2 separate regions of the Homo sapiens genome follow, and region 1 is linked to region 2. The links are chromatin loops, found by intact Hi-C in ENCODE. Cell type or tissue: Calu3. All regions are shown on one strand. Links, peaks and the distances in the headings refer to the core of each region. The heading gives the core; the rest is flanking DNA. Region 1 overlaps SPATA13 (spermatogenesis associated 13). Region 2 holds the start of LOC124903136 (a long non-coding RNA gene).

Region 1 (16,279 bases), core at 7,295-12,294, 140 kb before region 2:
CTCCGAGCACCATTTATTAAATAGGGTATCCTTTCTCCATTGCTTGTTTTTGGTCAGGTTTGTCAAAGGTCAGATAGTTGTAGGTGTGTGATCTTATTTCTGGGTTCTCTATTCTGTTCCATTTGTCTATTTGTCTGTTCTTGTACCAGTACCATGTGATTTTGGTTACTGTCACCCTGTAGTATAGTTTGAAGTTGGGTAAAGTGATGCCTCCAGCTTTCTTCTTTTTGCTTAGAATTGTCTTCACTATTCAGGCTCTTTTTTGGTCCACATGAATTTTAAAATAGTTTTTTTCTAATTCTGTGAAGAATGTTAATGGTAATTTAATCAGAATAGCATTGAATTGATAAATTGCTTTGAGCAGTATGGCCATTTTTATGATATTGATTCCTCCTATCCATAGCATGGAGTGTTTTTCCATTTGCATCTCTGATTTCTTTGAGCAGTGGTTTGTAATTCTCCTTGAAGAGGTCCTTCACTTCTCTTGTTAGCTGTATTCCTAGGTATTTTATTGTTTTGGTGGCAATTGTAAATGGAAATTCTTTCATGGCTTGGCTTTCTGCTTGCCCACTGTTGGTATACAGGAATGCTAGCAATTTTGCACATTGGTTTTGTATTCTGAGAATTTGCTGAAGTTGTTTATCAGCTGAAGGAGCTTTGGGGGCGAGACTTTGGGGTTTTCAGGATACAGAATCATGTCATCTGCAAACAGGGATAGTTTGACTTCCTCTCTTCCTATTTGGATGTCATTTATTTCTTTCTCTTGCCTGACTGCTTTGGCCAGAACTTCTAAAACTATGTTGAATAGGAATGGTGAGAGAGAGGCCATTCTTGTCTTGTGTCGGTTTTCAAGGGGAATCCTTCCGGCTTTTACCCATTAGGTATGATATTGGCTGTGGGTTTGTCATACATGGCTCTTATTATTTTGATGTATGCAGAACAGATATTTATACACTGATGTTCACAGCAGCATTACTCACAACAGCCAACAGGCAGAAACAACCCAAATGTTCACTGATTGATAAATGGATAAGGAAAATGTGGTATATACATATAATAGAATATTATTTAGCCTTAAAAAGAAAAGAAATTCTGACTCATGCTACAGCAGGGATGAACCTGGAGGACATTATGCTAACTGAAATATGACAGTCACAAAAGAGCAAATAGCATATGATTCCAATTATTTGAAGTACCTAGAGAAGTCAAATTTGTAGAGAAAGAAAGTAGAACAGTAATTTCTGGGGTCTGGGAGGAGGAGGAGAAATGGGAGCTGTTGCTTAATGAGTATGGACATTCAGTTTGGGAGATGGAACAGTTCTCGAGATGAATGGTAGTAATAGTTGCACAACCATATTAATATCATGAACTTAACACAACTGAATTTTATGCCTAAAAATGGTTAAAGTCGTCATCAATGTTACGTTATACCTATTTTACTAAAATTTAAAAAAAAAGCTCTGTCTGCCAACAAAAACAATGCTTTTAAAACAATTTACCAGTTAAATTAAGCATTTCCAAAATATATTTGATTCAGGAAGATTCACAATTTTCCTATCGTTTTCTGAACACAGTGTTTCTTCAGATTTTTCATCTGCAAAATGAAAAATGTGGATAACAGTAACAGAGACTCTGGAGGACGGCAGTGAGAATTAAATGGTATTATTCCTGTAACTGTATCTAACACATAACAGGCATTCGGGTTAGCCTCTGGCTGTGAGTACATGCAATAAGAACCTGCCTATGAGCTTCAGTGCAGGAACTGTCTCTCTCAGGAAGCCACACTCCCCCTGTGGCTTCCTGACACTTACAATTACTATATTAAACCAAGCAGCTGTGCAGAAATTCATCTAACACACACCACATTACATTAAGTTACATTTTTGCATGACTGAGGCACCCTCACTAGACCATAAACTCCTTAAAGACATGACCTTAATCATCCAGAGCCACAGCATATACACACAGTACAGTGTCTGGCACCTAATGGCAGCTCATTAAATATTTGTTGAAACATTCAGAGCTTCTTTGTAAACATTAGGTTTGGATGTCTGCAAAGTAAATTTATCCTTCTGTGGGAGAGACTACAAAAATTCTTCTCATCAATTGTCTGTATTTAATAATATAAAAAAGTGTCTTTCCAGCTCTTTCTCCCAAATACCTACCAACAAAAAAGAGAAACGAGTTTGAGAATTGAAGAACCCGTGAAATTTAAGCCCCAGAAATTACCCTATCCTGATTCTTGCCTGCAGGAATCCACCATTAAATGACTGCAAGGCACTGCATTGCTGTGTCCACCTAGACATAACAGAGAGAGCCTTACATGTCACATCCAATCCTCAACAGCAAAGTTTAAGGAAACAATGCAAACAGCCACAGAAGTGCTGTCCCCTTTCAGTCACAAAAACAGACTTTACAAAATGTAGCTAGCGCTTTTGAGGCTTTCTTAGGGGCTCAGACACAGGAAGATCAAGTTTAGGAAAAAGCTACTTAAAAAGTTGAGTGCTATATTATCAGTATTTCTTCCCCTTCTTCCCCTTCCCCTAAATTACCGTCAGGGTAATTGGTGATTACCCTGACACTAATTTACATCCTCTACAGAATGGTTCTTTATACTTTTACAAAGAGGGCACTGGGGAAGAGACAACTTCAACTTCAGAAAGCTTGACAGTAAAAATCCCATCATTTCACATGGAGGGGAACAACACACACTGGGGCCTGTGGGGAGGGAGGGGATGGGGGAAGGAGAGCATCAGGAAGAATAGCTAATGGATGCTGGGCTTAATACCTAGGGATGGGATGATCTGCAGCCAACCACCATGGCACACGTTTACCTATGTAACAAACCTGCACATCCTACACACGTACCCAGGAACTTAAAATAAAACTTGAGGGAAAAAAAAAATCTCACCATAATTCCAGGAATTACATACTGTTTCCTAAGTTAGGGTTTTCCTGTTTGCTTGTCGACTTCTCCACTCCTAAATTGGGCAAGTAAGTGGAATGCTTCCGTATGATGCCATTTTTATTTCCCAAACTAAGCCGTGTTCATAACGTAATTCCAGGCTCCTGGGAGTGTTTCACTACCTTTGCTTAATGAAAATTTCTTATCTCAAATAATAAATGCAAAAACAGATGAAGAACAAAAGAAAAAAACTATCTAATAAGACAGTTCTCACTCTCTTCCGTCTGTATTTTGCAAGATTCCCTCCTCCCGCTCCCTTCAGGCTTTTTAATTCCATTTTTATCCCAAATCTACAAATACAAAAAAAAAAAAAGTCACAGGAACATTCTAATATTGTACCTTAAAGTACAAGTGAAGCTAAAAAAAAAAAAAAAAAAAAAAAGGGAAAGAAAGAAAGCAAACAGGTCTCTGAGGCCAACACTGGCATCCAACCTGGAGAAAGCGCCCAAGCACACACTCGTTCCAGGAGAGGCTCAGGAACGGGCCGTTCCCTGCAGAATCAACTGTCCTTTACGACTGTGGGCACCACATTTACTGCTGCTGGGCCATCTACTCGGTGTGGCTGTTTAGCTCTGCAAACAAAAGAGGGTTCTGGGGCTCAGAGGCAGGAAGATCAAGCTCTTCCATAGCCCAGGATTCTTAACGTCCTTTTGCACTTAAATCCTAGGATAAAAAGTAAACTCACAACACACAACAAGGTAATATATCCTTACCTATTATCTTTTAAAAGGCAAGGATAAACTTAGATGTATCAACGAATATAGGAGTCAAATATGTCAGAGTCACTTTTTATTTATTTATTTATTTATTTATTTATTTATTTATTTATTTAGACAGAGTCTTGCTCTGTCCCCCAGGCTGGAGAAATGAGCTACTAAGCCAGAAAAAGACACAGAGGAAACTTAAATGCATACTGTGAATGTAAGAAGCCAAGCTGAGGAGGCTGCATACTACATGATTCCAACTACATGACATTCTGGAAAAGGCAAAACTATGGAGACTAAAAAGATCAGTGGTTGCCAAAGGCTGGGTGGGGAAAGAGAAGTGAACAGGTGAAGCACAGGGGATTTTAACATATGTACTATTTGTACAACATCATAATGGTAAATACATTGCATTATGTATTTGTACAAACCATAGAATGTACATCAAGAGTGAACTCTAGGCCAGGCATGGTGGCTCACACCTGTCATCTCAGCATTTTGGGAGGCCAAGGTGGGCGAACCATGAGCTCAAGAGATCAAGACCATTTTGGCCAACATGGTGAAACCCTGTCTCTACTAAAAACACAAAAATTAGCTGAGTGTGGTGGCACGCACCTGTAATCCCAGTTACTCAGGAGGCTGAGGCAGGAGAATCGCTTGAACCTGGGAGGCGGAGGTTGCAGTGAGTCAAGATTGCACCACTGCACTCCAGCCTGGTGACAGAGCAAGCCTCTGTCTCAAAAAAAAGAGTGAACTCTAATGTCAACCATGGACTTTAGTTAATAGTAAATCAATATTGACCCATCAATTGTAAGAAATATATCTCACTAATGCAAAATGATAATAATAAAAGAAACAGTGAACAGGGGAGAGGGGGTAGTTTTTCTATAAACCTAAAAGTGCTCTAAAAAATAGACTATTATCTTAAAAAAACAAACAGCTGATGATGAGTGGCACAGTCAGGCCAACAAGAGCTTTGTACACATGACAGGGGGTCACAGCTTGTCTAGGTAAATGCTTGGAAACCCGCCCCTTGTGCTAATAAGCATGATAACCTCACTAAGGCAAGGGAACAAATAACACCATTACAATGTCCAGATTCAAAAATACCTCCAATCAAAATCCAAACTCTGTGTGTGTGTGTGTGTGTGTGTGTGTGTGTGTGTGACTGACTAGCTGAATTTAAAATTCACATGAGCGTGCAAAGCCCTTAGAATAGCTGCAACATTCCTGTGAGGGGGAAAAAAAAGAACAAGGACGTAATCAGACACATTCTGTCAATATCAAGAGCCTCAATTTTAAAGCAAGATTATTTTGACTATTACGTGAAACTGTGTATTTTCATTGTGGGAGTGAGTGGGGTTTTTTGGTTTGTTTTATTTGTTTTAAACTTGATGTGATTGTGAGATTTTTATGACCCGGAGGTGACCAACAGTCATGAGGCTGCTTGATTTTTCATCTCGGGCACAAGAGAAACTAATCACACGTGTAATTTAAGGGGACCACCGAGAGCAAAAAACATAAAGTTGCTTTATATTCACATCTCGTATGTTATGCTATTCTACTAAACAGCTACATAAAGAAAAATATTGTTTAGGAATATTTTATGTGTTGAAAACCAATAAAGAAGAGTTAAGTGGTGATAATCCCCGAAGTCAGAATGATGTCACCTCTTGGGTGGGAGACTTGGGGCTGAGAACGAGGTGGGACATTCAAGGAAAATGGTAGCATTTCACGTTTCAGGTTGCGCAGTGCATACATGGTGTTTACTTGTCTTTGTCCTTACATGCTGTACTCTTTGTATGAATTAAGTATTTAATAAAACAGCTAAGATACACAATTGTTAGAAGGCTGGGTTAGAAAATACTGCTCTATGAAACATACAACAGGGCTAACCAGGTGTGCCAACCACTAAAGCATCAGATAGGCCCATGTTCAAATCCTTCTGCGCCACCCAGGAGTGCCACATCCCTGAACAAATTACCTAGCTACTCTGAGCTCGGTTCCCACATCTAAACAAAGGCAGAATAACAATAGTATTCATCAAACTGTAGTTGGGTTAAATTAAGAAAATGCCCGTTGAAGGGGTTTGTACAAGTCTGGCAAAGAGAATAATAGCTCTCATTTGTTGATCACTGACCAACCAAGAGCCATGGGAAGGGACCTTCCAGGCATCAACACATTTAACCATCTCAATGTCAGACTGTAATAAAGGAGATAGGATTGGAACCCAGATGGTCCGATTCCAGTGCTAAACTCTTAACTACCATGCTAGTCTATCTCTCTTATAAGACATATATTATTATTATAATAAGTATTCACAGCTAAGGTTTTAAAAAATTGGATTACAATTACTTACATATGGCTTAGTGGGAACACTTGACAAACAAAAGCAATTTATTTGAATAAGAACCCAAAGATGTGGTGACCTGGATGGCCAATGTGATCTGACACTGTTATGCGCCTATTGAAAATTCCAATACATTGCCGCAGGTCTAGGCAAACAACAGAAGTAGAGCTTAGATCACAAGACGCAAGTTTTTCCCATCCCTCTCCTAAACCTACACATTGGCCAATTAAAAGTAGTACGTTCAGTTCTAAGGAACACATCTTAAAAGAAACACAGACAAACCACAGATAAATTTACACAATAATCTGCCATCCATATTATTTCACAAATCAGCAGAAAGATTCTGAGACATTCAGCTTCAAAAACACAACTTTTAGGGAAGACATCATAGTGCTTTTCCTATGGAAGAAGGATCAGAAGTTTATTCAGATGCACACTTTCTGGTAGAATCAGTATGTAGAATGAGATTGTTTTTCATTCTGTGACAGATTCCCTAACAATCAAAGCTGTTTACAGAGAACAGGCCATCTAGCAAGATTCAGTCTTCCCAGCTTCCCACCTTCCGAAGAGCTCAGCGGCTGGCAAACATGGATTGCAGCTGGCGTGGGTGCTGGATTCCAAACCTCTGAGATTTCCTTCAACTTTAAGATTTTATGGTTCTGGCGGGCGCAGTGGCTCAGGCCTGTAATCCCAGAACTTTGGAAGGCCAAGACGGGCGGATCGCTTGAGCTCAGGAGTTCGAGACCAGCCTGAGCAACATGATAAAATCCTGTCTCTGTAAAAAATACAAAAATTAGCTGAGAGTGGTGGTGTGTGCCTGAAAAGAGAACAAAGAATGAACCACTGCACTCCAGACTGGGTGACAGAGTAAGACCCTGCCTTAAAAAAAAAAAAAAAGATTTTATAGTTCTAAGAATATGTAATATATATTCTAAAAATACAATCCTTTAATCAACAGCAGAAAAGGTCCTGCATCACCCCTGAGGAAGAGGTACCAGTCTGAAATGCCCTCTGCTTATTAGCTGACACCTGCTGCTGGTGGTACTCATCTAACTTTGCTGACCTGCAGAAACTTTACTAGTTTCCATGTCCTCGTGGCAGCACGTGGGATAGCCCTCACAGGACGACCCAGACTTGGCAGAAAGAACAAGGACAAAGAAAAAGAGACTACCAAACAAAACTCACCTCCTTGCTTGAACATACATAGAGTTTTAAATTCCAATCAACATTTATCTAGAAACTGATGTAAACTGCCACAAGAATGAAGATTAATAATCATACCTCTATAGTAATCCCAAGCCAAACTCAACAACGCCTCTGTGGGAGATTCCTATGGATTTTATTAACTGCGTCTGAAGGATTTAATGGCAAAGGGTTTTGGAGACCTCTAGACTCTTTTTCACCTTCCTAGAACATCCAGCAAAACACATGTGTACCTGAAATAGGCTTGCTGCTTTATTATAAAGAGACTTCCTATGATTCTGTTTGTACAGGAGTGGGCAGGAGGCTGGGAGGACCTGACATTTAGTCCAGTGAGTCTGGAAACAAAACAAGGTGGCTCGGTGCGGTGGCTCACGCCTGTAATCTCAGCACTTTGGGAGGCCAAGGGGGGCAGATCACAAGGTCAGGAGTTCAAGACCAGCCTGGCCAACACAGTGAAACCCCGTCTCTACTAAAAATATAGAAATTAGCTGGCATGGTGGCGGGCGCCTGTAATCCCAGCTACTCGGGAGGCTGAGGCAGGAGAATCGCTTGAATCCGGGAGGTGGAGGTTGCAGTAAGCAGAGATCATGCCACTGCACTCCAGCCTGGGCGACAGAACTAGACTCCATCTCAAACAAACAAACAAACAAACACGAGGTAACAGGGGAGGAAACATGGGAAAGTGAGGAGTTGGAAGAACAACAGTTCTGTTTTTGAGAAGCAAATGCATGTTTCTTGGGGGACTTCATCCTAGGAGAAAAATCAGCCTCCAGGAAACCCCATGCCCACTGAGAGAGCCAGGGAACACAATGGAAGTCTAAGGCATCCTAGTAATTTCTGGTGGTATTAATGGCCCCTCACTAATCCTTATACATATTTTTTAAAATTAGTCAGAACATGGAAATAAGGCCAAGGATGGCACATGTACTTTCAATATCACACCAAAGCCAGTCTAACTGATTTCATTCTCTAGGACGTACTTTATTTTGACCTGCTATTTACTACTAATTAGAGGTAAGTTATAGGTTAATCTTCAGATTTCTTTTTTTCTCATTAGAGATGCAAATTATTTCTATCTTTCAGAAAAGGTAACTATAAAGGTTACAGTTTTACTGCCCTATAGGACATTAACCAGTGTTGTCTAATTTAGCAAACATCTCAGCACGCCTTTCCTGACAGACTAAGTCAGTGGCAACATCCTGCTGGTTCCCTCATTGATGAGCTAAATAAATTTCTGACACATATTCATGATACATTTAAGAGATAGTTACGTTTTAACAATTTGAAAGTTGTACTTTGATACACTTATTCTGTAGTTAATCACTATTGCACTGTTTACTCTTTCCAGCTTTACAATTTCTTCCTACTGAGTCTCTGTTGTGTCAAAATTTTTATCTCAATATTATTTTATACTTGACTATTCCATCACATAAATATTATAGCTACTGTAGCAGTTATGGAGGACCTGGAGAGTAAATTAAAGATATATGTCTTCCTCTAAAGATGGGTCTTTTCTCAAGACTGAAACATAATAAAAACTGGAACAGTAAGATCATACCCATCTCAGGTGCCCTCTGGTTGTTATTTGGCCACCTGCTGTTGCTGGTAACTTTTATCACGAAGTTAAGATTTCTACAGAACTAAGTTCCTCTTTTCCAGTATATGTAATCACTACTCACCCCGTACTCAGCAGCTTGCTCATTTCACATTCATCTCTTTCTCCTCTTCAAACTGTTTTTTTTTCTAGCCAATCCAATATTCTAGAGTGTTAGAAATCATGCTTCTCCTTATCTCTTGAAATGTACTACTCTCCATTAATTGGCCATTTTCTTCAGGAAAGTAAATAATATTACTGAACACTAAGTGCCCGACATGTACTAGGCTGCTCATGTGTTTTGTTTTGTTTTGACATAGGGTCTCACTCTGTTGTCCAGGCTACAATGCAGTGGTGCAATAATCACAGCTCACTGCAGCCTCAACCTTTTGGGCTCCAGTGATCCTCCCACCTCATCCTCCCAAGTAGCTAGGACTACAGGCCCACGCCACCATGCCCAGGTAATTTTTTTGGTTTTTGTAGAGACAAGGGTCTCACTATATTTCCCAGGCTGGTCTCAAACTCCTGGGCTCAAGTGATCTTCCCACCAGGAATGAAAAGAAGAGTAAAAGTCAGTTCTACACAAATTGGAACATTTTCTAGTACACTGTGGAAAGGTACAGGTATTTTTATTGAATGTTATATAATTTAAGGCTTTATTACATACTAAAAATAGGTATTACCTATTATGTAACATTAAAAAACACTGTAAATTCATGTGAATCTTTTTAAAATTGAAGTGTGATACTTCCAGGTAATGTGTGAAGGGTTTATGCCAAGCCTCACTCTTAGGGAACACACCTTCCTTCCCACCATCATTATGAGGGCTTTACTTGAAAACTCCACAGGAGTACTGACTATGATACTCCTCATCAAATTTGGGTAACATATGAAGCTTCTAGAAAAATTTTTCCAGGCCCTTTAAGATATTTTGAAAACTCTGCAGTAAGTTAATTGCTGCCATGTTAGTTGAATTTCTTGGCACCAAAGAATTAAAATCAAATGCAAATTAAGGCACAAAAATCAAGTTACAGTTTTCCCCATACCATGGTCATCCAGATAATATGAAACATGCTTAAATTTTTAATTTTTTCATAAATAAAAACATAAATTATTATAGTACCTAAGAATACATCCCCAGTCCTACAGAGGTTGCTATTAATCCAAACATCACTTGAGCTAATTAAATCATCTTTCCCCCTTAAACCTTTCTAGTCAACTTGTTAACAGGTGTTAATATTTAGCTATATTAACCAATTTAAGTTCTCCCACATTCTCCTCACCTTCCTCTCTTCGGGAAAGCAAAATCAGATATTACAGTGAAATCAACAAATCAGTAACTTGGGGACAGAGAAAGGGAAACAAAATCCTAGAAAACCCCCTTGTAGATAATCAATGCCTAAATAATTAAGAGTCTTATATAATATTATACTGTCCTTTAGCAGTGTTGGCAAAGATGTGGAAAAATCAGAACACTCTTATATTGCTGGTGGGCTGTAAAATGGGGCAGCCACTTTGGAAATAATTTGGCAGTTCCTAAAAATATGAAACATAGAGTTATATGACCCATCAATTCCACTCCTGGGTATATACCCAAGAGAACTGAAAACAGGTGCCCACACAAAAACTTGTACATGAGTGTTCACAGCAGCATTATTCATAATGGTCAAAGGGGGAAACGAACCAAATACCCATCAACCGATGCACGGATAAACAAAATTTGATATCCACATAATTGAATATTATTCAGCTATAAAACAGAAGTACTGACACATGCTATGCTACAACATGAATGCACACTGAAAATATTATCTAAGTAAAAGAAGCCAGTCACAAAAGGCCACATATTGTATAATTCCATTGATAGGAAATGTCCAGAATAGGCAAATCCATAGAGACAGGAGGCAGGTCAGTGGTTGCCAGAGCCTGGAGCAGGAGGAAATGGGGAATGACTGCTAACAGGAATTGGGGTTTCTTTGCGGGGTGCTAAAAAGGTCCTGGAATCAGTGGCAACAGCTGTACAACTCTTCCTATATGTGCTAAAAGCCATTTAGTTGAATTAGAAATCATTGGTGAACTGGTATTTAAATTGTATCTTAATAAAGCTTAAAAAGTTGTATCGTCCACTTCCCATGAATTTAGTCATAATTCATCCTTACAAGATTCACTATTTTACTCCTGTCCCAATTAACAAACATTCTGCAACTATCCTTTGGATAAGAAAACCATTGTGAGCTGCTTAGACAGGTAGAGATTAAATCATTGATTAAATTCCGACAAGTGAGGTCAAGATTCCACATATCGTAAAGCACGTAGAATTTTTAATAGTGTACAAATGATTCAGCCATAGAATAAACAGTGTTAGAAGAAGAAATCCTAGTCCTTCCAGTGGAAAGCGGCAGACCAGTCGGTGAGTGGTGAATCAATGAGGACCTACCGGGCTCATTATGCAGCTATTAGCAGGATCACTGACTACCAAATCCTCAAACTGTTACGGATTCAGAAGTTGTAAAATAAGGATTGTTAAGTACTCAGAGCATGCATCCTACCTCTCCAGCTAGTTGGTTTCTCCTATTTCACAGAGCTGGATGGTTCGCTCTGTCAGTGATTCTCAACATTTCCAGTAATGTGCACCTCAGCCTGCAAAGAGCCTGGACATTTTCCTCTCCACTTCCTGTCCTACTCTTGCAAGTCCCAGGCAAAGGAGCAATCTCAGGATGATTGAACGGCGCTAACTTTTCTTTTCTTCTTTTGTAAGTCATATATTTGAAATGATGCAACAACATTCAGGACGATTTTAGCTGCACATTTAAATAACTATACGTATTGGCATCATCTTATATAATGTGTGATCTGGCCACTGCCTGTACCACTGCAGTCTTGCCTAGGTTCTACAAGGTGTCTCAATGTCTGCAGGGGAAGCTGCTAGAGTTCATAAAACCATAAAGCAGCAAAGATCAATGAGGTGCCCACCACAGACTCGGCTACTGAACCATGGATGCAAAGTTGGGAAGATGGGCTATGAACTTGAATGGTTGAGAAGGTAAGAAACCTCTACAAACTCTTTTCCAGTTTCTGCCTTTTTGTGTCTCTATAGTCCTCAAAGCTTCCACCCTTCTAAACTCATCACAATGTGTTAAAATCCCAATTACTGATCTTCTGGGCACCACCCAGCAACTCTCCACATCCATCTTCCTCATTGTGACCACTTCATCACCTGGCACAACGTCTGACATGTAGCAGGATTCAGCCAACAATTGCTCACTGAGGAATAGCTACGTTTCCACACTAACCCTACTTCTTCCTCCAGAAGAAGACCTGCTCCTCTGATATTTGCTAAAGCATAGCTAAGTGCCAAATCGAAGGGACTCTTTTCAGAGAATCCAGTGCCTCTGATGCCACTGATTCCTCTCCAGGCTTCCTCCCACCTGAGTGCCCCTTCTCCATCCTTCCTCCTGTTCCTGCCCCTTCCCAAGGTTCCAGACTCAACTGGTTTCTCCAGCAACTCCATGTGCCTGAGCGACCACCACATCACCCATTCTCGGCTCCAGGTGAAGCTATCCTGGCACCAACTGGGGAGCACCCCCCGCAGGCCTCACTCCTCACACTCAGATTCAACCACGCTGAGGCATCTGCTCACCAGGCCCCCAGTACAAACAACATGGCCACCGCCTGTGTCAACAATGCCTCCGTTCTCCCAGTTCCTCCAACACTGGCCTTTGTCATCTCTCTCCCCCACCCTCACCTACTTTCCCTTGTGCCCCCAGCTCACTGGAGTCATTCCCTCCTGTCCATTTCCCCTGCAACTCCCCTTCCTCAGAGCTCCGTCACTTCCCCCTCAGTGTACTCACTTGTCCACTTTTCTACTCTCCTATCCATCCAGCGCCCACATGCCAGACAAAGCTTCCTGAAGGTCCTCCCCAGTCAGTCACTGCCCTCCTCAACAATGCTCAGTGGCTCCTGTCCCTTCCTGGATTATGTGTCAAGCTCCTCAGCCTGGCCCCCCAGGGCTCTCAGCCCACACACCTTGACTTTCAACTTCTCTCAAAACCTTAAAGAGCACTTATAATGTGCCGGTTACAGTGCTTGGTGTTTTGAGAACAGCAGGGGGAGGAAAGAATCCTTTTCCTCCTGTCCATCTCTACCAGTGCTCCCAGGACCACCTGCTGGGCTCTGGAAGTGCCTCCTGTTGCCTAACCTAGTTTTAGGCAGTTCCACCCATGCAGAAGGCCTTTTTTTCCCATGTCACCCTCTCAAAATCCTTGAGATCTTCAAGATCTGTCTCCATGGCACCCCTTCCACAACAAATCTTCTCTCTGCTTCTCCAACAGCCTGACCCAATCACACCGTAGAAGCGGGTAAGCCTATCTGTGTGCTCTGGGGCCAGGGCAGGTGTGCAGACCTAGTGAGAGGAAGGTGCCTGAGTTTTCATTCAATACTCAAGTGCCTACCACATTAAATATGTACTAACAGACAGGACTTCAGGTCTTGACTCTCAAGATGTCTGGAGTGAGTGCAGATGAGGTGATAGGTGAGGCCATGGGAACTGCTGGAAACAGTATTCTGAGGAAGACGCTGTTTCAGCGGGTAGGAGGAGGAAGAGGAACTGGCACAGAGACTGAAGGGGCAGGAGGAGAACTAGAGTAGCAGGCATCACAGTCACCAAGCAGAGCTGCAAGGAGGAGGAGACGAACACCTCAAAACACAAGCAGAGAACTACAGGAAAAAGCCCCTGAATTGGAAATTAACAGGTCATTGTTTAACTTAGAATGTGCTTTTGAGATAGCCAAATGCTTAGGCAGATAAGGTGTGGGGGGAGGGGGGTCCCTGGTGAATCTCCTTGCCTGCCCAACAAGAGTTTACAACAGCTGCTTTTGTGCCCCCTATGAGGCAACCTGCCCAGGGCCTTGTCTGAGCATGGCCACAATGGACTGGGGGAACCAGGGTGGAGCCACAGATCGGGGTAGAAGCCTGACCTCTTCAGCTCCTGTGTGGTGGCCTGGGTGAGGTGGGGGCTTGTTAGCAGGACTCCATCTCACTTTGCCGTGTATTTTTCTTTTTTGTTCCCTTTTCGCCCTGTAATAATCCTGCACTGTTCACCCTTCAATGTGTACGCAGGCCTAAATTTTCCTGCTTGTGTGACAAGAACCCGGTTTTAGCTGAACTAAGGAGCAAAATTCTGCAACATTTTCATTACTCTGATGAGGTATGCAGGAGATGCAAGGGCTTTAGAAAGCAATGTAGCTGGTCGCAGTGGCTCACGCCTGTAATCCCAGCACTTTGGGAGACTGAGGCGGGCGGATCACAAGGTCAGGAGATCAAGACCATCCTGGCTAACACAGTGAAACCCTGTCTCTACTAAAAATACAAAAAAATTAGCAGGGTGTGGTGGCGGGCGCCTGTAGTCCCAGCTACTCGGGAGGCTGAGGCAGGAGAATGGCGTGAACCCAGGTGGCAGAGCTTGCAGTGAGCCAAGATCACGCCACTGCACTCCAGCCTGAGTGACAGAGCAAGACTCCATCTCAAAAAAAAAAAAAAAAAAAAAAAAAAGAAAGCAATGTATAGTGAGAAAGAGGAGATACAGCCATGCCTTGGGAGATATTGCAGGTTTGGTTCCAGACCACAGCAATAAAACAAATATCGAAATAAAGCAGGTCACACAAAGTTTTTGGTTTCCCAATGCATGTAAAAGTTATGTGTACATTATACTGTAGTCTACCATGTGTGTAATAGCATTATGTTTGAAAAAAATGTACATACATTAATTTTAAAATATGGCTGGGCAAGATGGCTCATGTCTATAATCCCAACATTTTGGGAGGCCGAGGCAGGAGGATTGTTTGAGGCCAGGTGATCGAGACCAGCCTAGGCAATATCGAGAGATGCTGTCTCTACAAACATAAAATAATAATTAATTAATTTAATTAATAAATTTAAAAAGACTTCATTGTTAAAAAATGTTAACAATCATCCAAGCATTCAGCAAGTCCTAATCTTTTTTCTGGTGGAGGGTCTTGCCTCAATGGTAGTGGCTGCTGACTGATCTGGGTGGTGGTTACTGAAGGCTGCAGTGGCAATTTCTTAAAATGAGAAGACAGTGAGGTTTGCTGCATTTGTTGACTCTTCCTTCATATAGGATTTCTCTACAGGATGCGATACTGTTTGATAGCATTTTACCCACAGCAGAACCTTCAAAACTGGAATCTTTCCTCTGAAATCCTGCTACTGCTTTATCAATTAAATTTATGTAATATTCTAAATCCTTTGTTGTCATTTCAACCGTGTTCACAGCATCTTCACCAGAGGTAGTTTCCGTCACAAGAAACCACTCTCTTTGCTCCTCCACAAGAAGCAACTCCTCATTCCATTTTTATCATGAGATTGCAGCACTTCCATCAAATCTTCAGCCTCCACTTCTAATTCCAGTTCTCTTGCTGTTTCCACCACATCTGCAGTTACATCCTCCACTGAAGTCTCGAACCCCTCAAAGTCATCCATGAGGGGTGGAATCCACTTCTTCCAAATTCCTGTTAAGGGTGGTATTTTTACCTCCTCCTGTTCTTTATGGCATCTAGAATGGTGAATCAGTTCCAGAAGGTTTTCACTTTACTTTGCCCAGATCCATCAGAGGAATCACCATCCATGGTAACTACAGCCTTATTATATATATAATATTATATATTATATATAATAATATATAATATTATATATTATATATAATAATATATAATATTATATATTATATATAATAATATATAATATTATATATTATATATAATAATATATATTATGTATATTATATATGATATGTTATATAATAATATATATTATATATGATATGTTATATAATAATATATATTATATATGATATGTTATATAATAATATATATTATATATATGTTATATAATAATATATATTGTATATTATTATGTTATATAATAATATATATTGTATATCATTATATGTTATATAATAATATATATAGTATATCATTATATGTTATATAATAATATATATTGTATATCATTATGTTATATAATAATATATTATTATATGTTATATAATTATTTATATAATATATATTTTATAATTATATAATATATTATGTAATATATTATATAATTATATAATATATATTATGTAATATAATTATATAATATATATTATGATATATAATTATATTATATATGATATATTAATATAATATATTAAATATCATTTTATATATATTTATAATATATTATATAAATATATATTTATTATATTATAAATATATTTATAATATATTATATATTATATATGCTTTTATATATAATATATTATATATTATATATGCTTTTATATATAATATATTATATATTATATATAAATATATATAATATATAAATATATAATATATAATATATATATAAATATATATATTTATATAATAAATTAAATATAATTTTATATTTATATTTGT
Region 2 (16,279 bases), core at 5,150-10,149:
TCATTCTTTGTTATGGCTGCATAGTATTCCATGGTGCATATGTTCCACATTTTTTTTAATCCAGTCTACCATGGATGGGCATTTAGATTGATTCCATGTCTCTGCTATTGTTGAACAGCACTACAATGAGCATTCGTATGCATGTGGCTTTATGGTAGAATGATTTATATTCCTCTGGGGATATAACCAGTAATGGGATTATTGGGTCAAATGGCAGTTGTTTTTAGCTCTTTGAAGAATTGCTACATTACTTTCTACAATGGCTAAACCAATGTATGATCTCACCAATAGTATATAAGCATTTTTTCTCTACAACCTTGCAAGAAGCTGTTATTTTTGACAGTTCGGTAACAGTCATTCTGACTGGTGTGAGATAGTATCTCACTGTGGTTTTAATTTGCATTTCTCTAATATTAGTGATATTGAGCTTTCTTTCATGTGCCTGTTAGCCACATGTATGTCCTCTTTTGAAAAGTGTCTGTTCATGTCATTTGCCCACTTTTTGGGGGGTGCGGGGCAGAGTCTTGCTTTGTTGCCCCAGCTGGAGTGCAGTGGTGTGCTCTCAGCTCACTGCAACCTCCGCCTCCAAGGTTCAAGTGATTCTCCGGTCTTAGCCTCTGGAGTAGCTGAGATTACAGGCATGCACTAGCATGCCCAGCTAATTTTTGTATTTTTAGTAGAGGCGGGGTTTTGCCATGTTGGCCACGCTGATTTCAAACTCCTGACCTCCCAAAGTACTGGGATTACAGGCATGAGCCAGCGTGCCCAGCCGCATTTGTCCATTTTTAATGGAGTTGTTTGCTTTTCTCTTCTAAATTTGCTTAAGTTCCTTACAGATGCTGGATTTGGATATTAGACCTTTGTCAGAGGCATAGTTTGCACATATTTTCTCCCATTCTGTAGGTTTTCTGTTCATTCTGTTGATAGTTTCTTTTGCTGTGCAGAAGCTCTTAAGTTTAATTAGATCCTATTTGTCAATTTTTGCTTTTGTTGCAATTGCTTTTGGCATCTTTGTCATGAAATCTTTCCCTATGCCTATGTCCAGTATGGTATTGCCTAGGTTGTCTTTCAGGGTTTAGATAGCTTTGGGTTTTACATTTAAGTTTTTAATCCCTCTTGAGTTACATTTTTACATGGTGTAAGGAAGGGATCCAACTTCAGTCTCCTTCATACGGTTAGCTAGTTATCCCAGTACCATTTATTGAATAGAGAATTCTTTCCCATTGCTTGTTTCTGTCAGCTTTGTCAAAGATCAGATAGTAAGTGTGCAGGTTGTAAGTATTTCTGGGCTCTCTATTCTGTTCCACTGGCCTGTGTGCCTGTTTTTGTACCAGTACCATGCTGTTTTGGTTACTCTAGCCAAAAAATGTAGTATAGTTTTAAGTCAGGTAATATGATGCCTCCAGCTTTGTCCTTTTTGCTTAGGATTGCCTTGGCTATTTGGGCTCATTTTGATTCCACATGAATTTTGAAATAGTTTTTTCTAGTTCAGTGAAGAATGTCATTGGAACTTCTCAATAAACCAGGTATTGAAGGAACATACCTCAAAATAAAAGAGCCATATACAACAAAACCACAGCCAACATAATACTGAAAAGACAAAAGCTGGAAGCATTCCCCTTGAAAACTGGCACAAGACAAGGATGCCCCTCTTACCACTCCTATTCAACATAGTATTAGAAGTCCTGGTCAGAGCAGTCAGGCAAGAGAAGAAAATGAAGGCATCCAAATAGGAAAAGAGGAAGTTAAACTATCTCTGTATGCAGACGACATGATCTTATCCAGGAAACGCCATAGTCTCAGGCCCAAAGCTCTTCACCTGGTAAACAACTTCAGCAAAGTTCCAGCATACAAAATCAGTGTGCAAGAATCACTAGGTTTTTCAATTATAAAATGGACACACTTATACTTACTTGAAAGCACTAATGACAGGATTAAATGAGATAATGGAAATGAAAGTATCTGTCCTCAGCATATAATAGCCTCTCCAAAATGTTTTGTTTTTGTCTTCCTCCTTTGGGGATTCCACCTCAGAAACAAAAGCGTTAGTGTAAGTGACTTGGCAGTGCCAAATCTCTGTCTTTTCAATACAGCCAAAGCCTATTTGGATTCAAGTGTAGCCAGTGAGACTGGAAATCAAGTGGAAAACACAAGGCACTCCCTCTACATTAGTACTGAGAACAATCTTCTGAGAGATCAAAGACAAGCCTTTTTTTTTTGTGACATTCACCAAGTCCCAAGAGTTGTGCTGGGTGGTGAGGTTACAACAGTACACAGGCCAGGCCGGATGCAGTGGGCCACACCTGTAATCCCAGCACTTTAGGAGGCCGAGGGGGGTGGATTACGAGGTCAGGAGATCGAGACCATCCTGGCTAACACGGTGAAACCCCGTCTCTACTAAAAATACAAAAAATTAGCAGGACATGGTGGTGGGCGACTGTAGTCCCAGCTACTCGGAAGGCTGAGGCAGGAGAATGGCGTAAACCCAGGAGGCAGAGCTTGTAGTGAGTGGAGATTCCGCCACTGCACTCCAGCCTGGGTGACAGAGCAAGACTCCGTCTCAAAACAAAACAAAACAAAACAAAAAACAATACACAGACCATGGCTCTTGTCCTGGAGCTTACAGGTCTACATGAGACAGAGTTGGCATCATTACTGGGGTAAACAAATGCACAGCTGTCCAAGAAAGGTGATGTTCAAAGACAACTTCCGTGGGGTTGAAGACACTCTGGAAAGTTTGTGTAAACATAAATCTTGCTACCTGACAGGTTAACCAGTGAATCTATAGCTCCCAACATAAATCATAAGAAAGAACAATTAGATAATGCCTCCAATAGTTAGCGATTATTCACTGATCTGTCAAGTTTTATCAAACTTAAAAATAAGCAACTAATAAATTATCTGAATTTCATAATTATGTAGACCGTTTTGAAGCCATGAGTTTCACACCAAGAAAGTTATGAAGTTAGTAATTTCCTCTGCTAGAATCTCCAATCAGGTAATCAATTATTCTAAGTAATGTGTAGCCCTATGACATACAGATGAGTCTCACATGTGTGAGCTGTTCCTTTGTCCCGTATACAGTAATCACCCAAGGCAAAAACTCTAAAGCTTTTCCATTTTGCCTCAATTTTCTCAGTCATAAAATGGAGATATCAGAATTCCCTGCTGAAGGGATTACGGTGAGCATTAAATGAGTTGATATAATTAAGGGGGTTTAAACAGTGACTGAATCAGGTGAGTGAGTTTTCTATTACCATTGTTAATCTAATCTGATACCCAGATAACAATATCACGTAGAGAGTTTTCAACACTAGAATCCTTCCTTCCACTTACGATCAAAAGACGTCATCCTATGTAAGCTTTCTGGGTTTGGTTTCATGGCCAGCAATAACTAAATTTATGTAGCCTCATAATTATGTAAAGGTAAATAAATACAAAGACATAACACTCCAATGTGGGATCAGGTGTGGGGCCACAGCATGGCCAGATGGGAGCTCATCTTGCGTTGGGTGTATTAAGCAGGAATGACACTGCCAGGCTTGAATTTGGCCATGAACATCTCCTTTCTGCATCCCATGGTCCACTGCCACAGCATCCTTGGAGTGAAGATATAATAACGTGGAGTTAGGGCAGCGTGGGGAGGAGTTTCCACACCAGCTGCTGAAATCAAAAGAGAGGAGGGGAATCTGGAGTCTCTCTTAGCCTGACCTCCTCTCACTAGTCCTCCCTGGACCTCCAAGGGGAAGGCTGGGCTCTGTACCTCCCCTCCCACCTGACTGCAGTGTTGGTTTAGGGTCAAGGTGCTCAGAGACCAGAGAAAAGATCACACATATATACGGTGTGGCAATTCCAAAAGGCCAGGCTTGCCCGTCTTCAGGAAGTAACATTTCTTATGACGGTTGGAGGTTGGGGATAGGGGTAGGGTGGAGAGAAAACAAAGAAGTAGAGTTTATGCCCCAACAAGGTAAATCAAATTCCCAGCCCTGCACCAGTCCTTTCAGTGCCTTTGGTCATAAGACATTCATGCAGAACATCCCACATCACCCAGTCCCATATGGATGCAGTCACAGGACTCAGAAAATGCCCTGTCAACACTGGCTTCCCTGAGGGGCTCCATTTAATAGCATCAGAAAACCACCTCACTAGAAGTGAACTGAAGAGACCCCTCTGCAGATAGAGGGGGAAAATTCAGGACTTTGTCAAGAGGACCGACAGCTGCAGTGGGAGTGCAAAGCGCCACAGGCCGAGAAGTGGCCGAGATTAAGAAGTTCCATTTCCCAACATCACACTCCGGGGACTGTTGTGGGGTTGGGGGGAGGGGGGAGGGATAGCTTTAGGAGATATACTTAATGTTAAATGGCGAGTTAGTGGGTGCAGCGCACCAGCATGGCACATGTATACATATGTAACAAACCTGCACATTGTGCACATGTACCCTAAAACTTAAAGTGTAATAATAATAAAATTTTTTAAAAAAAGAAAAAAAAAAAAGAAAGAGCCAGACGCTATGAAAGAAAGAGAGAGAGAGAGAGAGAGAGAGAGAAAGAAAACAGCCACAGATGTGTCTGTGGCTCGAGTTTTTCCCAGAAACGCCCTAAAGCTGGCCTAATAAATCTCCATTCATTGAAAAAAAAAAAAAAAGAAGTTCCATTTCCCCTTGCCCTGTCAAGGATAAGGAAGGCCACTCCCTTTTTATGTGCAGGACGATGTGAGGGGCAGAATTGGACCTGTGGCCCGATCAGCTTGGAAATCTTATCAGACACGCACAGCAACGTACTTGTCTTTTCTTCATTCCTCTCCCAAAAAACAAAGCCACCAAAAGAGACAGCCTTCTATGTATCATGTATTCACAGCTAAGAAGGCAGGGCCATCCGAAGAAGCCATCCCTTCCATTCACTCAACATATATCCATGCATATATATTCCCTCCTATGTGCTAGACACTGTGCTGGGCTCTGTGGGTGCAGCAGTAGGCAATTCACACAACATGGAATTTACATTGCAGAAGAGAAGAAACAGTCAAACATATAATTAACAGTGACACTTAGGACAGAAGGACAGAGGTCCATGGGAGCATGTAAGGTGAGCATCTAATCCATCATATGTCTTGTATGGAAATGGAATAACAAGCCTAAAGGTAAGTTTATCCTTTTGCTACTTGAAAAGCCGAAATGCAGATCTACGTGGTTAACCAGATGTGTAACCTTTGCCTGTCCACCCCTTTCCAAAACTTCCAAAGCATCTCTAAATGGGTCCTAATGCACTTGAAGGTGGACATATAGTAGATATTCACTGAGGCTGTTCTGGACACTTTGTTCTATTCCTTCATCACTTCTAGTTTTAACTTTTCCTATTTATTCATTTGATACAAACTGACTCACTTCCTCTATTCAACTGTTTCAACATCTGTGAAATTCTGAGGGGTGCCCTTCATCCCATCTTTCTATCATAACCATGAGCTCTACCATTTTAGAGGACTTTTCATGGAGAAATGTGTTGGCTCCTTCCATCCATAAAGCCTGTTGTTAACATACTCTCCAAGTCACTTGAACCACTGATGCTAATATGGAATATCCTCATGTCTCCTTGCATCACAAACATCCAAAACCACTTTCCATAAAAAGGCACGGCATTGCCAACGCCATTTGTCTAATGTAGCGTGGTCACTTTATTCTGGACCCGTGCGGTGGTGGATTGGACTCCTCGGCCAATGAGAGCAGATTTCCACAGAGCCCACTTGGCTTAGAATTAGGACATCCAAGAATATTCAGAGTTGGAAAGTAATTTTGAGATTGTCTATTCCATCTTTATTATTGGTCAAGGAGAACACTGAGGACCTAGGAAAGTGGGTGGCTTAGCCAAAGGCACCTGGCGAGTAAAGTCCCACAGCACCTGAGAGCTGGTATTGGAACCCTTGTTCTCGAATACTTCTGTTTCCTGCCACCATCCCAGAATCCCTGCAGCCTAGCACTGTGCCTGGTAGAGCAACACACAAAACATGGTTTCTCAGTGAATGCATGGTTACTAAAGGTGCTTCGGGCACTGTTCTAAGACCTCTGCATGTTTTAACTCATTTACTCTCCCTACCAGTTCAGTAAGGTAGGTCCTGTTACCATCCTCCATCTCCCTAGGCAGACAGAAATTAAGATATTTGCCTAAGAAAACACAGATAGAAAAGGACAAGGTCGAGATTTGAACCCAGGCATGCTGATTGCATCTGGGATCTTACACGATGCACTGTACCCGCAATGAAAGGATGAATACATAACATCTATAACACTGAAGGAGAAGGAGAGGACTGGGGAAGCAATTTAAGAACAACAACAAGATAGAAACTGATGTCATTTAAGTGTATAAGATTTTCACAAAGACACATGCTTTGTAACAAATATGCACATGAATTGCAGGCTGATCGCTCTGTGCCATATATGTAAAGCGTACAACCTTCAGGCTGCTGGAGGCTGTAGGCTTGCTCAGAATGTAAAATATGACAGGGCACAACATTGGCATATAAAGTTTGAATTACAGCAGCTGGCATTATATTGTTTATAAAAATTGAATTATGAGTGTAAAATAATAGTCATAATAACCAGCTTCTGAAAGGTAGCTAGCTAAATTGACTTAATGTTTAAATGCTGGGACATATGATCACAAGAAGTGAGCGCTGTTATTGTATGATCTGTCACACAATTTTTTTTTAGAAGAGGTTACACTTCATAAGTGACTGAATTCATTTTTCCAGTTTAAAAAATGAATATTCTCCATTTTATATACAAGTGAAAAATGCATATCCTCCTTAACCTTTTCTCCTGTGAGGTAGTATTAAACCTGTACACACTGGTTAAGAACCATCATAAATTAACGGTGCGCTACTATTATTATATTTCACATATTTTCTCTTCTGTACTCTTTAGAGTTCTATTAAATGCATTTTAAAAGTTCTTAGAGTTTGTGTTTTGGGGGTAACTATGAATTGCTGCTACATGTCAAAGTTAATTTAAACTAAAAATGCGTATCTGGTTTGCACATTAGACAGCTAAGCTTACAATATGGTCCTTGCAGTGTCATACAATTTCCCCTAACACTAAATTGGAAAGTTATCTCTGGGCATGCTGCTATTTCTAATGCCACCACTGCCACTGCCAGTAGTAGCCTTAGTGATGGCTTCTTGGAAATCTCCCACTTGGATACTTGGACAGAGCTAATTTCGTTAAACTTCACATTCATCTATCTAAGATGGCTGCAGATGGATTTGCAGTTCTCTTTAAATCCACCCTGAAAGATTTCTTCCCTTTTCCTGGCTAAATGAACCAGTGGTCTCACACTGCATAGTTGCTGTGGGGTGTGATGGGAACTCCGGGCTTCTGGCCTTGGAAGTGGCAGACGAGGGATCTCTCATGGTGTCCTTGACCTGACTCCTCTTTGTGGGCTTCTTCACCTCCTCCTCCATGCTGCCCTCTCCATGGTTCACGGTGGCCCTGAGCACAGGGTGCCTGTTCTTCAGAGTGTCCCCGCAGGGCAGAGCTGTCCAGGAGCCTCCGTCACCCCAACGACACAGAGGCAGCTGTGGCTCTCTCATTTTTACAGACTCTCTATGCCTCAAGCACATAGACACCCCATAATAACACTTCCTTTGTGAGTTCACTAATGTTTGGAAAATCCCTTGTGAATTCCTACTTCATGGCATTAACAAGAATCCATTCCTGAAAATGTGAATGGTTCTGTTGGTTTCAAACAGCCATCAAGAAAACTAAGGGGTTGTTTTGGTGTCTTAAAATTCTTGTCTGAGTCTCAGTGGCTGAGACAGCAGCCCCAAAATCATACAGAAGTGAAACCCAAACATTGCCTTCCTCACGTCAGCAGATTCCAAGGACGACAGGATGGAGCCCCAGGTGTCTTAGACAGCTCAGCCCCAAAGTGGGTGCTCCTGGGACATCTAGTGGCCATAGAGAAAAATACTCCCACCGTGGGCCCAGGTGGCAAGGGAAGTCTATAAGGGTGCTTAGATACCAAGTGCATTCAACCTCCCCACTTCTAGCCAGGTAAGAAAGCTGAGATCCCAGGTAAGAACGGCTTGCTCAATTTCACATCTCCAATAGGAGGTGTTGGTACTTACTTCTCGTAGATCATTTCTACCCGAATTTTGTTATGCAGGAACTCCACGTGAATCAGCCATGGAATGAGTGGTTGAGAAGTTTTAGCGGCCTAGAGTTCACTAGATATTTGCATCAAATGCAGTGATTTTCCGAATTCTATTACACATTCCTTTGTGGATCACAGCACTGAGGCCGAATCCTAGCTCTGAAACTCTATGCTAACTTACCTCCTGCAAGACCTTTCCTGAATTCCACGATTATAAAATGCAAGTACACAAAAATGTTCTTGCTGCTCAGATACTTGATGCTTTATATCTAAAACAAGAATGTCACGGAGAAAAACAAGTTTGTGTTCTAGGTACGGATAGGTCTCAGAAAATTGAAACAAAACAATAAAAGAGAATTCCTATTTTTCAGCCCAAAGAGCAGCAGGAGAGAAGAGAAAATCCAAGAGAATTGGGAATTAGAGCTGTTATGCAAGGTAGAGAAAGGAAAAATCAAAAGCCAAGGTTCCCAGTCCCAAAATATCCCTGCAGGAAGCTAAGTGAAACAATTTTCCACAGAAAGCATGAGACATGTAGTATAAATAATGTGGTGGGCAGGGCACAGTGGCGGGGAGGATCCCCTGGCGGCAGGGGGAAGTGCTGCACGGGCCCCTGAGCTGCTGGCTGCCTCCCGCCACAGGAACGCAGTCGTGGGTCCAAGGCCAGGATGCTGAATATTTATATTCTGTTTATAAAATATGCCTTTTATTGAGAAATTTAGACACACTCTACTGTGTCCAAAGAGTCCTTAAACTCACATCCTTTCCATTTTCCATGTTCTCTTGTCACCAGGCCAGTATCCACAGCCTGGCTTTCATCTGGAAACGGGAGGGTGAGGAGAGGTGCTGTGGTGGAGATTCCTCACAACTGCCCAGAACATTAATGTCTCACATCATGGGTTTAAAAGAAAAAAAAAAACATATATTTCTTTTTATCAATAGTTAGAACCCTGAATGAAAGTGTTGGTCATTCTGAATTTTCTAAAATTTATTTTTATTTTTTAAATAATAGTTTGTTGTTGTTGTTCTTGTTTGTAGCGATGGGATCTCGTTAACGCTGCTCAGCCTGACCTCAAACTCCTGGCCTCAAGCAATCCTCTGGCCTCAGCCTCTCAAATTGCTGGGATTATAATCCTGAGCCACTGCACCAGGCCTATTCAGAATTCTAATATGCAACTGATTCTTAGTGATAACCAAGAAATAAAGACTTGGAGCTCAAATTGTGCCCGAGGCCTGCGATTCTTGAGAACCGTGCTTCCTCCTCCCTTTCTTCCATTTGGAATTGCGTTAAGCACAGAGACCCGAGGAGCCTGGACACAGCACAGGATGCTGGTGTAAGAAGCCAAACCCTGCGTCCAAACACAGGGACTCCTCACCAGCTGGTAGGGCTTCAGTGCACGCAGAGGAAGCCAAAGGACTGGCAAGGTGCACAGATGAGGTGGGAGGACCAGAGCCAGGACGTCTGAACCTGGTGAGGAGCTGCAGGGGTGGGCCGGGGCTGAGGAGGAGGAACAGGTGCCGGGGAACTCCTAGGACCCCAGGCTGGCGGCCACTGCCTCCTCTGTCCCTTGGGCATCTCCCTCTGCCCTGCCCTGGAGAACATAACTCTTAGCAGGCTCTTGCAGCCTAGACTTTTGATAGCACTGCTGCCTCTGACTCCAATCGCTACCACTTCCCCCCTAAAGCTCCCACCTCTGAAGATTCGCCTCATATCATCTCCTCTGTGTAATCTCTTCTCAGCTTCCCCTTGCCCCTAAGTCCCCACCCCTCCATCCCCAAACAGGGAGCATTGTCTCCGCTGGCTCCACTCTACTAGACCAGCAGGGAGACGGAGGAAGCATTTACTCCCTGGCTTCCTTCTATGGACCACCCACTGGGCATAATCTCCTCCCCTAAGGGTTGGGTGTGCATGAGTATGTCCCAAGTGCCATCGCCCAGGCAGGTGCAAGGATGTGTGAAACTGGAGGCGAGAGCCTGGCAGGCTGTACCTGGTGTGGCTGAAAGGAGATAGGGAGGGATGCCAGGCAGTCCTTAAGAGGACCTGGGGAAGATTCATCTTCAACCCCAGACAAGGGTCATTCACCTGAAATGCCAGGACCAGGAAGTCCTGCCGGCTGCAGGCACAGCATGTCCAACGTGATTGGAAATCACTTCCTGCTGTTCATGTCCTCTTGGAAGGTCAGGTGGCCACTGCAACAAGGTATGTGCTGCGTGGAGACTGGGGAGCAGAACTAGGGTCTCCAAAAACTTCAGGAGGCTAGCCCCAGCAGTGCTCACTTGGAGTTCATTTGCTCAGTGACATTCATAAAAGGTGGGGGAAATCCGGAGAAGGAAAGAGGTGCTCCCACAGCTACCCAGCTGGTGGATGGCAGATATGGGTCTATAGCCTGCTTAGCTCACAGTACACTCACCTGCAAAAACAGCTGGAAAACCCTCAGGTAACACAACTCAGATATTTTAGTACTGAAGTCAGCAAATAGCACATTCTTTTGAGAAGTGGGTAAGGCCTCCCAGGACAGTAAAGCTGCACCAGTTTAGGATGCTTGCCCCTTTATTTGGGTGTCTGAGTGTTACACAAATGACTGCCACTACCACACGTGGTGGGTGGCATGAGGCACCTTGGCCATAAAGTCCTGCCAGCGCGGGAGTCACAGACCATGCTCGTCAGCATTATGCATGGTGCCTGCACTTGGAGCAAGACAAAGGCAAGTTTTAGAAAATGCCTCCACATCCCTGCATTGGAACTTCTGGCTGAGGCACAGCACAGAAAATGCCTTCGCCTCTTGTGGATTCTTGTCCAGGGCTGAGACCTGGCCAGCTGCCATGCTGTGTCCTGGGTGCTGCTCCAGCCACATGCCAGCTGGGTCCCTCCTCCTTTCCTGTCTGTGTGCCTGACCAGGGACAGTGGCCCCTAAGCTATGGCTCCTGGGTCTCGAATCCTATACAGCATGAGGCAGCCCATCCGTGCTGTTTTTGTTTTGTGTTGATGCTCTCCTCTTATAACAAGGATATCTGATTTCTTGTGAGGATGAGTCAAGCGGGGAAATTTGGCTCCGGAAACTGACTCGTCAGCATTATCAGATTTCAAGGAACTAGAGTGCATTAAAGATTTTAGTCTTTTGTTACCAACTAAAAATCAACTTTCTATTTTTTAATATCTATTATACTTAACAGTTTCTCATAAATTCATGGCCATTATCAATACTGTGACTTCCCCAGATGGTTCAGAAAGAATCTGAAAGGCCTGGCATGGTGGCTCACACTTGTAATCCCAGCACTTTGGGAGGCCAAGGTGGGTGGATCACAAGGTCAGGAGTTCGAGACCAGCCTGGCCACACAGTGAAACCCTATCTCTACTAAAAATACAAAAATTAGCTGGGCGTGGTGGTGGGCACCTGTAATCCCAGCTACTTGAGAGGCTGAGGCAGGAGAATTGCTTGAACCGGGGAGGCAGAGGGTGCAGTGAGCTGAGATTGTGCTACTGCACTCCAGCCTGGGCGACAGAGCAAGACTCTGTCTCAAAAAAGAAAGAAAGAACGAGTCTGAAAATGTCTGCAAATGGAAAGAATCCGATTTCCCTCTTCCTGGTTTGTAAAGGGCCCTGCAGATACTGTCTGTTGGCTGCATGACAGACACTTGAGGTACTTTCTTCAGGATATTTACACATGTGGTGCACATGCCTTGCTGACAAACAGATCATCCACTCCCTTCACAGCCCATCAGTTTCGTGTTTTTAGTAGCCTGAGGTTGGTATCATTGCATGTATATTACAGACTCCCTATACAGGCCTCCTAGATATTGCATGTACTGCTTAAGTTGCATTACAGCATGTTACATTTTAAACGTTACTGTGACCACCAACACCTTCTTAGGTCTAGTCATGCATTTCTTACTAATGGGGCTACATTCTGAGAAATGTAGGCGATGTTGTTGCTGTGTGAACAACACGGAGCGTACTCACACAAACCTAGATAATGTAGCCCACCAAACAGCGAGGCTGCACGTTGTAGCCTATTGCTCCCAGGCAACAAACCTGCACACGTTACTGTACTGAGTACTGTAGGCAGCTGTAACACAATGGTAAGTATTCGTGCATCTAAACACACCCAAATGTAGAAAAGGCATAGAAATGTGGTATTATAATGTCATGGGGCTGCTGTCCTGTAGGCGAGGCATCAGTGACTAAAATGTTGTCATGCTGGGCACAACGGTATTGCTGTTGTTACTGCTGCTGTTGTTCATATTTTACAGCAAAGGAGATAAAACAACTGGAGAATCAATACACTTGTTCTAGGCTCCTCATCATGTCCAGGGTTAGAAGACTTTAGACATTTCTTATCTTTTTAACCTTAATCCTGAATTTAAGTAACCATTTGGTAGCCCCTGTGTCTACTTCATTAATATCAGTTCCTATCCCAATTAATTTCCTTTTCATAGGTCCTTTTGTTTTGTTTTGTCATTTTTTTCTTTGAGTTTCCTAACATGAATTCTAACTTGTAGTTTTAATTTTCTTCTATAATAAAGAAGTTATCTGAAGCTATTTCCTCTAAATACAACTTTTCCTGGATGCGATAAATTTGCTACAAGGTCTTCTAGTTTGAATTACTATTTCTTTAACTTGGAATTTCAGCCTTGACTTCTCCTTTGCTTTAGGGACACTTTATGAGAGTGCACTCTGATATTAAACGGTTCAGCTTGGGTCTTTATACAATTTATTTATCTTTTTTTTAATTTTGATCAGAGACTGATGACTCTAAAATCTCTACTTTCCTGAACTATCTGAAATGTTTTCATCATCAAGAACCTAACTGAATTTTAGAAATTTTATAAAGTACAAAGGAGAAAAAAATAAGAGAAAGTTATATATTCCATATTTGTAGGATGTAAATTTTATATGTATTATTACACGAAATTATGAATGTAAGATCCTCTTCATCCTTGATTAGTTTACTAGATCTACTAAATTATTAAATGAAAATATTTAAAATCATTCATTATATTTGTGCTTTACCAAGTTCTGTTTATATATTTTTATTAGCTTTTGCTTTATATGTTTAGTTACATGTTGCTTTGTATATTATATTGTATCTTATTTTCTAAACAATATAACGTAATGCTAAAAATGCAACAGTCATCTGGGAAATGCAAATTAAAAGCATAGTGAGACAACACTACACCATAATGTGTGATAGTGAATTTTATGTGTCCACTTGACTGGGCTGAGTGATACCCAGGTGGCAGGTAAAATATTATTTCTGGGGTGTGTTGAGGGTATTTCTGGGAGAGATTAGCATTTGAATCACCTGGCTGAGTAAAGACTCACTCTCCCTAATGTGGGAGGCGTTGGCCAATCCTTTGAGGGTAGGAATAGAACAGAAAGGCATCAGGGAGAGTGACCTTGGCAAAAAGGACATCTGTCTCCTACCCTGGGATGTCAGACATTGACGCACCTGGTTCTTGGGCCTTTGGGCTTGGACCAGGACCTATACCACTGGCTTCCCTGTTTCTCAGGCCTTTGGGTTTAGACAGGAACTACACCAGCTCTCCCACATCTCCAGGTTACAGACAGCAGATCCTGTGCTTCTCAGCCTCCATGATCACGTGGGTGAGTCCCTCATCATAAGTCTCTTTCCATATATCTATACAGATTCTATTGGTTCCGTTTCTCTGGAGAGCCCTTGCTGATACAAGTGAAAAAGCCAACATGAAAAAGAGATAAAATACTAAGGATTGATAATGATAAAGAAGAACTCCCACACTATATTGGGAGTATAAATTGGCACAGCCACTTTGGAAAACTAATAGGATTTACTAAAGCTGATGAAACTGCCTTTGCAAAATTTGTAACAGTAAGAGAAATTTAACCTAACTAATTCCATCTTGCTTCTATTCTCACAAGCTAATTGCCTTTGTTAACTTTAAAACAAAGACGGTAACAGTCCCTTCCTGAAACTAACTCCCTCCTTGCTCAGGGACCGAAACTGCCTTTGTAAAATGAATGCAGGGCCACAAGATTAGGATTTTGGGAGAGGTCTGAATTCTACTAACATGTAGGCTTAAATGATAACCAGCCACTGTTCTCTGGCTTGCTTTTCTATAATTCCTTGCCTCTTAGGAGATGTGGCCAGAGGTCACAGGATTGGTGACTTTTCCAATTGTTCCTATAGATAACACTACTTTTATATTGCCTAAGATTGTTATTCTGAGATGTTTTTCAGACTTCTGCATTCTGGCAAATGAATGACTGCACCTGACCCGTGACTCATGACTCAACTAGTCCTGTGGACCCCGCCTTGAGGTGGACTCAGTGCACCAGGACCATTTTCCACACCCCTACAATTTCATCCCCAACCAATCAGCAGCACTCATTCCCTAGCCTGCTGTTCACCAAATTAGCCATGAAACCCCTACCTAGACTAGCCTCTGAGTTCTGAGAGAGGCTGATTTGAGTAATAAAGTAATAAACTCCTGTTCTGCTTGGCTAGCCCTGTTTATTAAACTTGTTCTCTACTGCAATACCGCTGTCTCAGTGAACTGATTTTATCTCTGCAGTGGTCAAGAAGGATCTGGTGATTACACTGATCAATATGCATACCTTCAAAGCAATTACATCTCTAGGTATATATCCAATAGAAATGGGTGTATGTTTACCAAAGATGTACAAGAATGTTCATATAAGCTTTATTCATAAAGTCCTCAAACAGGAAACCCAAATTTCTATCAATAGTACAATTAATAAATTTCGGTATTATACATTGGACATCTATACAGCTACAGGAACTAATAACAAACTCTTGCTACCCACACATCATGGATGAATCTTGCAAACATATTGAGTGAAAGAGGCCAGACACAAAAGAGTACACACCATATGACTCCATTTATGTAAAGCACAAAAACAGGCAAGACACTAGCCTGGGCAACATAGCAAGACTCCATCCCTACAATAAATTTAAACATTAGCTGGTTGTGGCAGTGTGTCCTAGCTACTGTGGAGGCTGAGATAGGAGGATCATTTGAACCCCAGGAGTCAGAGGTGTCAGTGAGCTATAATCACACCACTGCACTCCAGCCTGGTGACAGAGCGACACTCTGACTCTTAAAAAAAAAAAGGCAAAAGAAATCTATGGTGTTAGAAGTCAGGATAGTGGGTAACTTCCTAGGATGGGAAATTGACTAGGAGGTGACAGGAGGAGGATTTCTGAGGCTGTTTCTTAACCTAAATGCTAGTACATGAGTGTTCACTGTAAAAATCCAGGCGGCTACACACTTGACTTAGACGCTTTTCTGCATATGTGATACACTCCAGCAAGACTTAAAAAAAAATCTAACGCATGGTTCTGCACAGCATTTATTATGAAACAGAACATGCAATGCTTTGTATTTTTTACAAGGTAGTAGAATTCAAATATGAAGGAAAATTGTGCCAGGCACTGTGCTAATCCCTTCTCACAAATCACTTTAATTGTTCACATTGCCCATTGAGGTGGGTACTATGATCCCATTCTCCAGATTAGGGAAATGAGGCTCAGAATGGAATCAGTTCATCTGAGACCACACACCTGCTACCTGACCATGAGGAGGTGAGGAAGGCAGCCTGGTAGGCCGAGAGCCTGCAGTTGGAACAAATCCCAGCAACCCTGTGGCTCAGCCTGTGTCTCTCTGCAGGGCAAACATGATCTTTTCCCATGTATTTTATAGGACTTGCTTGGCGATTCTTCACAACAAAAATGAAGCCTTAGCATTCTTCCGTTGAACTTCTCGACTTCCCTTGAGGACTGATTTTATTTCATGACCCTTTGTCATGAGCCTGGTATTGTTTACAGTGTCATTTTACATACTAAATTTCTTCCATAACAACATTTACTCTACAATGTTTGTAACAATTTAAAAAACGTGTATTATGTGACCTACCTAATTGAATTTAATAATCTTAGCTTGTTTAGGGCATTTGATGTTTTCATGTCGCAGCAATTTAAACTGAGAGAAAAAAATGTTTATGCAAAATGCCTGTTTCCAAAAACTTTGGCTCATACTAAAAGGTGTGTATAAAATAAGGCTAAAATGCAGACCTTTTTAAAACCTCATAGAAAGGGAAGAAACATAATACAAAGGTCATGGTCGAATATTAAATTTAG

What was found. A loop is a pair of places that touch in the nucleus more often than their neighbours do. Peaks named below come from ENCODE experiments on the same cell type or tissue, not always from the same donor. Only the 100,000 strongest peaks of a DNase experiment are listed, where the experiment ranks them.
Region 1: a loop joins it to region 2, with 8 times the contacts of the local background. A loop is called at or near these places in 1 of 110 quality-filtered maps.

The regions. Positions count from the first base shown.
Region 1 is chr13:24,189,589-24,205,867 of GRCh38, reverse strand. All of the region lies in intron 1 of SPATA13 (spermatogenesis associated 13), which reads right to left. Among named protein-coding and RNA genes, the nearest start is that of MIR2276, 35 kb to the right of the region's middle. In Calu3, for the core only: no CTCF peak of the experiment used is centred there; no DNase peak of the experiment used is centred there.
Region 2 is chr13:24,045,273-24,061,551 of GRCh38, reverse strand. It overlaps LOC124903136 (a long non-coding RNA gene), which reads left to right and starts at 7,997. Exons shown (of 2, transcript XR_007063723.1): 1 at 7,997-8,044; 2 at 9,180-9,366. It also overlaps a transcript of SPATA13 not described here. In Calu3, for the core only: a CTCF peak has its summit at 7,937 (motif pointing left); a DNase peak (open chromatin) is centred at 7,941.